2 separate regions of the Homo sapiens genome follow, and region 2 is linked to region 1. A link is an interaction called in ENCODE POLR2A ChIA-PET data of the cell type or tissue named here. Cell type or tissue: PC-3. All regions are shown on one strand.

Evidence for each region. Peaks named below come from ENCODE experiments on the same cell type or tissue, not always from the same donor. Only the 100,000 strongest peaks of a DNase experiment are listed, where the experiment ranks them.
Region 2: POLR2A ChIA-PET joins it to region 1 with 5 read pairs; 1 of 35 experiments calls an interaction of 5 or more read pairs at or near these places.

The regions. Positions count from the first base shown.
Region 1 is chr1:217,491,152-217,495,151 of GRCh38, reverse strand. GPATCH2 (G-patch domain containing 2) reads left to right here. Exons shown (of 10, transcript NM_018040.5): 8 at 3,402-3,472. Among named protein-coding and RNA genes, the nearest start is that of GPATCH2, 140 kb to the left of the region's middle. In PC-3, no CTCF peak of the experiment used is centred here; a DNase peak (open chromatin) is centred at 1,671.
Region 2 is chr1:218,066,491-218,070,490 of GRCh38, reverse strand. No RefSeq gene overlaps it. Among named protein-coding and RNA genes, the nearest start is that of LINC01653, 25 kb to the right of the region's middle. In PC-3, no CTCF peak of the experiment used is centred here; a DNase peak (open chromatin) is centred at 2,080.

The sequences.
Region 1 (4,000 bases):
CAATTGTACCTAGGTTTTTTACTTACAGATTTTAATGTAATTCTTATATGAGTTATTTTTTAATATACATCTGCAGGTCACTAATAAGGGGATTGTATCTTCGTTTGGCCTAAGTCCAGCAATCTGAAAGTTGGAAGGTAAGAAGCACTTCGCACCATATTCACAAGTTCTGTTTTTGATCAGAGTTGACATTATTGAGTCAGAATCCAGAAAGCAACCTCACTTGTGACACTGATAGGAGTCCAAGGGAACAGAAAAAAAAAAATGTATCAAGAAGAAGAATGAAAAAATTTTCAGAGTCTTTTGAGCTGCTCTTGCTTATTAGAGCAGGGATCAAGGATTCTTGTTTGTTTTGAATTCATAATCTGACTTTAAAAAAAAATATGTTGGGAGTCTTCTTTTTTTTTTGAGACAGAGTCTCACTTTTTCATCCAGGCTGGAGTGCAGTGGCGCAATCTCGGCTCACTGCAACCTCCGTCTCCCGAGTTCAAACGATTCTCATGCCTCAGCCTCCCTGAGTAGCTGGGATTAATTACAGGCGCCTGCCACCATGCCCGGCTAATTTTTCTATTTTTAGTAGAGACAAGGTTTCGCTATGTTGGCCAGGCTGGTTTCGAACTCCCGACTTCAGGTGATCCGCCCGCCATGGCCTCCCAAAGTGCTGGGATTACAGGCGTGAGCCACTGCACCTGGCCAGGAGCCTTCTAAATGCAAATACATGTTGTTCAAGTAACACCTTAGATTAATTTTTTCATCTTTGCCCCATAAAAGATCTAAGCTCACATATTAACTTGTGATTCATGACCCAGAGATCTCTGTAGTTTTATCTGAGCTTCCTTTTGAAGTTGCAGTGGTATCCCCAGATGTATAATTGTACTGATAAGGTGAGATAAGTTTGTGATGGGTTTTATACATATAGATGCATTGCATTAAGTAATGCCATTGTTTGACTTGTTTTTATGTACAAAGCCCATCAAAACTATACATTTGAGGAAGAAAACACATTATAATATAAATCTAATAAAAGGAGCTATAACATCAACGTTCAGAGAGGGTGCTATCTCATTTAAATTCATCCAGATTGGTGGCCTCTCTGAGAACTATCGAAACCTAGTAGATACAACCTAATGTTTATTTTGGTCCTTATAATTGCATTTTTCAAAACTAAACTATAAATTTTTTATTTTTTTTTCCATAACATTTGGTTTGGGATTTTGAGTTCTTTGTTTGAACTGTTGTAACACAAGCCTCAGGAATAGTGTTCAAGTATCTGTCTTTTATCTTAGAATTAGAAAACATAATTAACTATTAACTATTATTATTAATTTAATGTAGAGGTAGAGATTTCATCATCTTACTTCTAGCTATCTGTGTCACAAATGTTGGTTTGTATATATATTTTTTAAAAGGCACTAGACTTAGAAATGCCAAAGTAATTAATTTTCTTTATTTTCAGAAACAATTTAGTGTTCATGGTACGAAGTGTTTCTAAATTGAAACACTTTCAGATTAATGGATTTAAGATAACTGGTTGCTCTTTTCTATAAGTAGTAATAATGAGATATGGCTTCAGCTACATATCAGATACCAGATCTCACTTCCTGTTCCTTTATTTCATTCATCCATTCATTCAGCAAATATTTGCTGAGCACTAAAATGCTCCAGACACAGTGCATGAACCCTGAAGATATAGGCAAATTGCATAACCCAAGCAAAGGGCCAGAGATGAGCAACAGCATGGTACATACCCCAAACTAAGAACTTCACTATGGCTAGGATATATAATTTAGAAGAAAGAAGGTTAGGTTGGGGTAGGAGGAAGCATAATAAATTATGAATTTAGAGATGTAATCAAATTATGAAGGGTCATGAAAGCCTTGTACAAGATTTTGAGTTTGATCTCCATAGAGTCATATAATTAGATTAATTTTAGAAAGCTCATAGTGTCTGCAGTGTGGAGAGTAGATTAGAAGGAAGCAGGCCTGGAAGCAGGGAGATCATTTGGGAGACTTTTCCAGGACAGAGAAAATGGTGGTCTAAACTGGGATGGTTGCAAGGGGGATGAAAAGAAGTAGATATTTAAGAGAAAATTTAAGAATACTTATTTAGTTCAGACGTTCCTGAAAGAATGAGCCTAACCATATTCTTGATCATCTAAGGAAGGTCTATTCCTTCTCAAGGACAGCTAAGTAAACTAATAATTGATTCTAAGTGATGTAATTGAACAGTTCAAAGCAGTTATTCGTCATTAGAAATTATTGATACTGGTCAGATAATACCTACTGAGAGCTAGTCCCATTAATTTTCATCATAATTATAATCATAGCATTTAAGCCATATTATTTCTCAGCATTTCCTATGTTCCAGTTTTATAGCACTGAATATTTTAAATGGTTTATATTACTTAATACTCACAGTAGCTTTACAGGTAGATATTATTGTTATTTCCATTTTACAGGTGGAGACCAAGGCTTAGAGAAGTTAAGTACTTTGCCTAAAGTTACACAGGTTGTAAATGGTAAAGCTATTATTGGAACCTAGTGACTTTTTAGTTACTGGCCCAGCTGGGATTAGAACCCAGCTCTATCCTGTATTATTATTTCCAAGACTTTTATTTTTGTTGGGGTTAATTGCTAATATTCTGTACAACTTCGTTTTAGCCCAGTCTTGCATATAATCATATTTTCTGCATAAATAAGATAAGCTAGAGTTTGAGTGAGCACATAGTGAAGAATATTGACTATTTGTTTTTTTCTTTCCAATTAGTTAGGGTAAAGCAAGTGTAAAGGGAAGTGGATGGTAAGGCATTTTGAGGAGGCAATCAAATATGTTTTTTTCTAATTATATATTTCCAAGCCAATAATTTCTTTGAAGAAGAATGTTTTAAGCGTGTTTCTTTACCATGTTAGGCCAGTAGGTACAGAGAAAATAATATTAGCTCTTTATGTCAGCATAGGTAACAAAGCCTTAAAAAATTCACAGCTGAATGCAACAGTGAAGGCCGTTGACAAGAGAGGTTGCATTACTTCAACCAGGGCTACTGCAGTGAACCAAAAAAAGAACTGAGTTCTAGGCTTCCATCTCCAGGCTACATCTTAACTGACTAAGAGGGCAGTTTAGCTGTCCAGGAAGAACTCGATTGCTAACTCTCACTGATAATTTTGCAACAGTGACAATAAAGAATGAATTTTAAAAAGAAAAACTTGTCTCCCTGAACTATTGAACTCCAGAAAAAGTAGTACTTACAGTCTTTGCTTTAAGAGAAACCAGTTAAAAAAAAAAAAAAAAAGCCGTGCAAATAAATGAGTAGTGTCCCTTTGAATGAGAATATTTTCCTACTTGCAAAATAATATAATGAAAATATTTTTGTTTCTATGACTTTGTCTTAACACTTTGTGTAGCATCAGCTTCTGAGAGATAATCGAGCTGAAAGAGGACACAAGAAAAATTGTTCTGTGAGAACAGCCAGCAGGTAAGCAATTCAAAATCGCTTTTTATTCATTCATTTTCTTTTTTTCTATGCCTATAAGAATGTAATGAATTGTTGTTAGGTTGCCTTTGGTTCTAAAAAGTCACCTTAAAATATTTTATGTATTGTTTATTGGAATCTATTTTAGGATTACGAGCAATGAATAAAAAGATATTTTATTTATATTTTTTAAACTTGTAAAAAATAATTAATTTTTAAAATAAAATATTTATCTCCCTTAATTACTGAATTTTAGATCAGCATTTACACTAATAATTCATTTTTAATCTAAAAAATTGGCTTAATCTCTTTCCCTAAACTTAAGTGGCATTTAGACCTTATGAGAGAGAAATATGTGTATTCTAATAACATATAAATGAGTAAAGACTGGGAAGAAAGTAGTCTCTTTTAAAGAGTGCTTTTATAATCTTGTTCATTTTTTCCAATGTTAGTTTTTTCCATAATACAAAGAATTTCTCCCAGTTTGTTTTTTAGACAATATATTTTCAAATTGTGCAAATGGTGTTTCTG
Region 2 (4,000 bases), 580 kb before region 1:
AATTACCTCCCACGGGGTCCCTTCCATGACATGTGGGGATTATTATAATTCAAGGTGAGATTTGGGTGGGGACACAGAGCCAAACCATATCAGCCATGGTCCAGGGTTTGCTTGCTATGGTTAAGACCGCTCCAAGAGTACAGGCTGTGTATCCCCAGGGCTGCTCACCAAACTTGACACTTGGGAGATGCTTAAGACATCATCCAAGTGTCAGGATGTGGCCTTATGTTGCTTAAGACAAACATTTGATTAAGTCTTTGTTTAACCAAATAAATGAACAATCAGTATTAGGTACTGATTTGAGCTATATTTAAATCCTCCCTTGGGGCATATTTCAATGTTGGGGAGGAAATCTTATCTCTTGATGTTCTAACTTAAAAGAGCTTCCACAGTTATTTGTGCAAGGGGTGTGTGTTTGTGTAATTACTAGTGCTAAATTTTCACCTTTATTGCTCAGAATATGTTTTCATCTTCAACTTTTTTTATCCTTGCAAAAATGCCCCTGTGGGTTTCTAAGAGATGCCTTATTTGAGATCCTGGAGAAGGCAGTGTAGTATTATGGAAAAAGTGTTTAAGTGTTGGGTTTCAATCTCAGCTCAGCCTCTTAACAGTTATGTGACTTTGGAGAAGCTCTTTAATATCTTTGAATATCAGTTTTCTCATCTTCAAAGGAAGATTAAGGATTGTTGGAAAGAGTAACAAATACATACAGAAAACCTTTTTTCCCAGAGCTCATACATAATACTCAATGAGTAGCTGTAATTATAATGCTGTGAAATTTCTCATTCCTAAGTGTATAGCTCTGAGTCTGAAATAAGAACTGAATTCAAATAATGTGCAACATCCTAGAATGTTAGATCGGGAAAAGATTCAGGATAATAAACTTGATACTTTCTAGATGAAGAGACTAGGTCTCAGAGAGATCAGTGACTTACTTGCCTGAGGTTTCAAAGCTAATCAGAACCAGTCTTGGGACTCAAGTCTTGGTCTTCTGATTCCAAGTGCAGTGTTCATTTTCTAATAGCCATTTTTAAAATTCTCAGTGACAGCCAACTCTATGTGCAGGGCCAGTTACTGAGAAGTCTGGTCAGTCTGTGACCCTGGCTTCCATCCATTACATTCCAGGGGCCAGTGCTCTCTTCTCTTACTGCTCATGTTGGTTATGATGTGTGTTGATCTAACCAAAGATATGTAACAATGAGAGTGAAAATACACGAAGGAGACGAAAACAAAGAAGTGCTTCTTGGCCAGAGAGTAAACATCCAAATATATTCTTCCTCTATATTTTGAACTGAAGGCCTTTTGAGACAGAGACACCATAAAGAGGATTTCAGTGGCAACACAGCTGTGTCTGCACTTCTTTTCTTCTTTACTCCTGCAGTGCTGAGCTTGCTAGGGTTTTCTTGGATGCTTTCTGCTACCTTGCCACTCATCAGTGTCACAGTGGAACTCTCTCACTTGACATCTCAGCGTGAAATTATTTACAGTGAGCTGATACTCATTGAGGTCCAGGCTGCACTTACAGAGAGAACTGACCATTTGACTGTGAGGATATACTGTTGACAGGACATATAGCAATGAGTCTAGAATGTAGGCCACTATGATGTGTGGCTTTGGAATATTGAATGAAAATGCACAGATTTCAAATTCTATTTTATTGCAGATGTTGGGATCGAGCAGTTATACTAGTATTCTGTAAGAATTTGCATAGGTCTTTATTTTTTTCTTTCAATAACTTAACAAGAATTCCACTTGGATAATATTTACAGTTTCCTAATTTTAATATTTTATTTTGCATGATAAGGGAGCATACAATACATAGACTTTATTAGTCTTTTGGGTTTTTTTCCACAAACAAGGACTTGAACTCTCACAGTATGTTAGTATGCTATTTATACAAATATTTTTATTATCATACAGGCATAGATTAATCTGCTGTTCTTAAAAACTTGTTAACTATCCCCCAATGGATATAGAATCCTTTGAATTACCCTTTGAAATTACTTTTTACTGTAAATTGCATGGATTTGTAATGATCCATATACCTGACTCATACAACTTCCTTCTAAAAGAATGTTTGTTTCCAACGAGGGTCTGTGAAGTTAAAGGTAGAGTCTAAAATCATGGGAGGAAATGAGAAAATAGGACTTTGAATGGCAGCCTGAAGCCCACTGTTTTAAGCATCTAATTCATCCAGCCAAAAAGTCTACTAAGGTACCACTGAAATATGATCAGGCCACCAAATCTTTATATTGTTTTTCTATTTTTTTCTCAATTTTTGTTTCATTTTGCGGGGGAACATGTGTAGGTTTGTTACTTGGGTATATTGCATGATGCTGAAGTTTGGGGTATAAATGATTCCATTACCTAAGCACTGAGGATAGTACCCAACACTGAGTTTTTCAATTATTCATCTACTGGGTGAAACAACAGGTGTAGTTTTTCTCTCCTTTTTCTTATATCTGACACCTGTGACCCCCTCCTCCTTTACCAACCACTGAAGAAAAAATCCACTGCCACTGCCTCTTCCTCCTCCTTCTTTTCATTTTTTTTTAAACTTTTTTATTTTTATTTTTTAAGAGATGGCGTCTCACTCTGTTGCCCAGGCTGGAGTGCAGTGGCATGATCATAGCTCACTGCAGCCTCAGACTCCTGGACTCATGCAACCCTCCCACCTCAGCCTCTCAACCAGTTGGGACTAGAGGTGCATGCCACTAAATCTGGCTAATTTTTTAATTTTTATTTTTGAAGAGACAGGGGTTTCACTATATTGCCCAAACCGATCTCCAACTCCTGGCCTCAAGTGATCCTTCTACCTTGGCCTCCCAATGGGCTGGGATTACACATGTGAGCCACTGCACCCAGCCTTCTTTTTTTAAAGCACATTTTTGTTCAATTAATTACCCTTGAAAGGTCTTGTTATTTCTTTTACTAACCTTTAGTTCCTGATAGCCTGCAATTTTTATTCCATTTTGTATAGTCATCTTTGTATTTATATCTTTTCTTGTAAGTTGCTCCAAGACTAATCTTTTTTTCATATATAATTTAGGTACTAAATACCTACTGTTTCATTTAAGCAGAATGAATAGAGTATATCCTCTGAATACTTTTATTCGTGGTCTTTAAAGAATAGAAGAATAGATATGCATCTTTAAAGCTTTAAAAACTGTTATTTTTATTTTAAGGTAAAGAACAGATGTTGTAGGTGTCTGGGACATTATTACATTCACGCCTCCACTTTCAGTACCCTTAGTATGATAAAAAAATAATAAGGGAGCATAGACATCTATATACCACTCTCTTTACTCTCTAGGGCATCTGTATGACCATAATATGACATTTTAGCTAATAAGCTAGAACTAATTCATTCAAATGAGTGGTGCCCCCTTCAAAGTTGTCACCTTGGGAAAATACACATAAATTCCATTAATGCAGCCTTGTTCAAACAACATTTTATAACTCCCTTTTTGAAATAACCTTGAGAATCTGAGAATGTCCTAATTAGTGGCAAATTGATATACTTTTTTGAGGATGGGCTTGTTTTTTGGAACTAGCCAAATGTCATGTAGGAGTAAAATTGGATGGGTAATTTGATCATTAGTGGTATAATATCATCAATGGTCTAAAAAGATATTTGACTCTAAATAAATGGCACTGATTCTCAGGACATTCCATATAGAGTTATAGTAATTTTTTTTATCAATGACAGTGTCATTAGAGTAAGTGGGTAGTCAACTAAGGTGACTATTTTGAAGGCGGTTACCTATTTGATAGAAAGGCTCTGGTATGTTTGTTAAATTAAAAATACGACTTAGACTCACAATTTCTAAAACTTCCTTCATCTTTGTAAAGTCTGGTATTATGTAGCATTAGGTCAAAAGGATCCTTCATTTGGCTAGGAGAGAGGCAACGGTCTCAGCAGGACCAAGAACTAGACTCCACCCTTCTTTCAACTTCATAACACGTGATCTTGGCTTTCTTTGGCTGTGTGGTTGCAGGA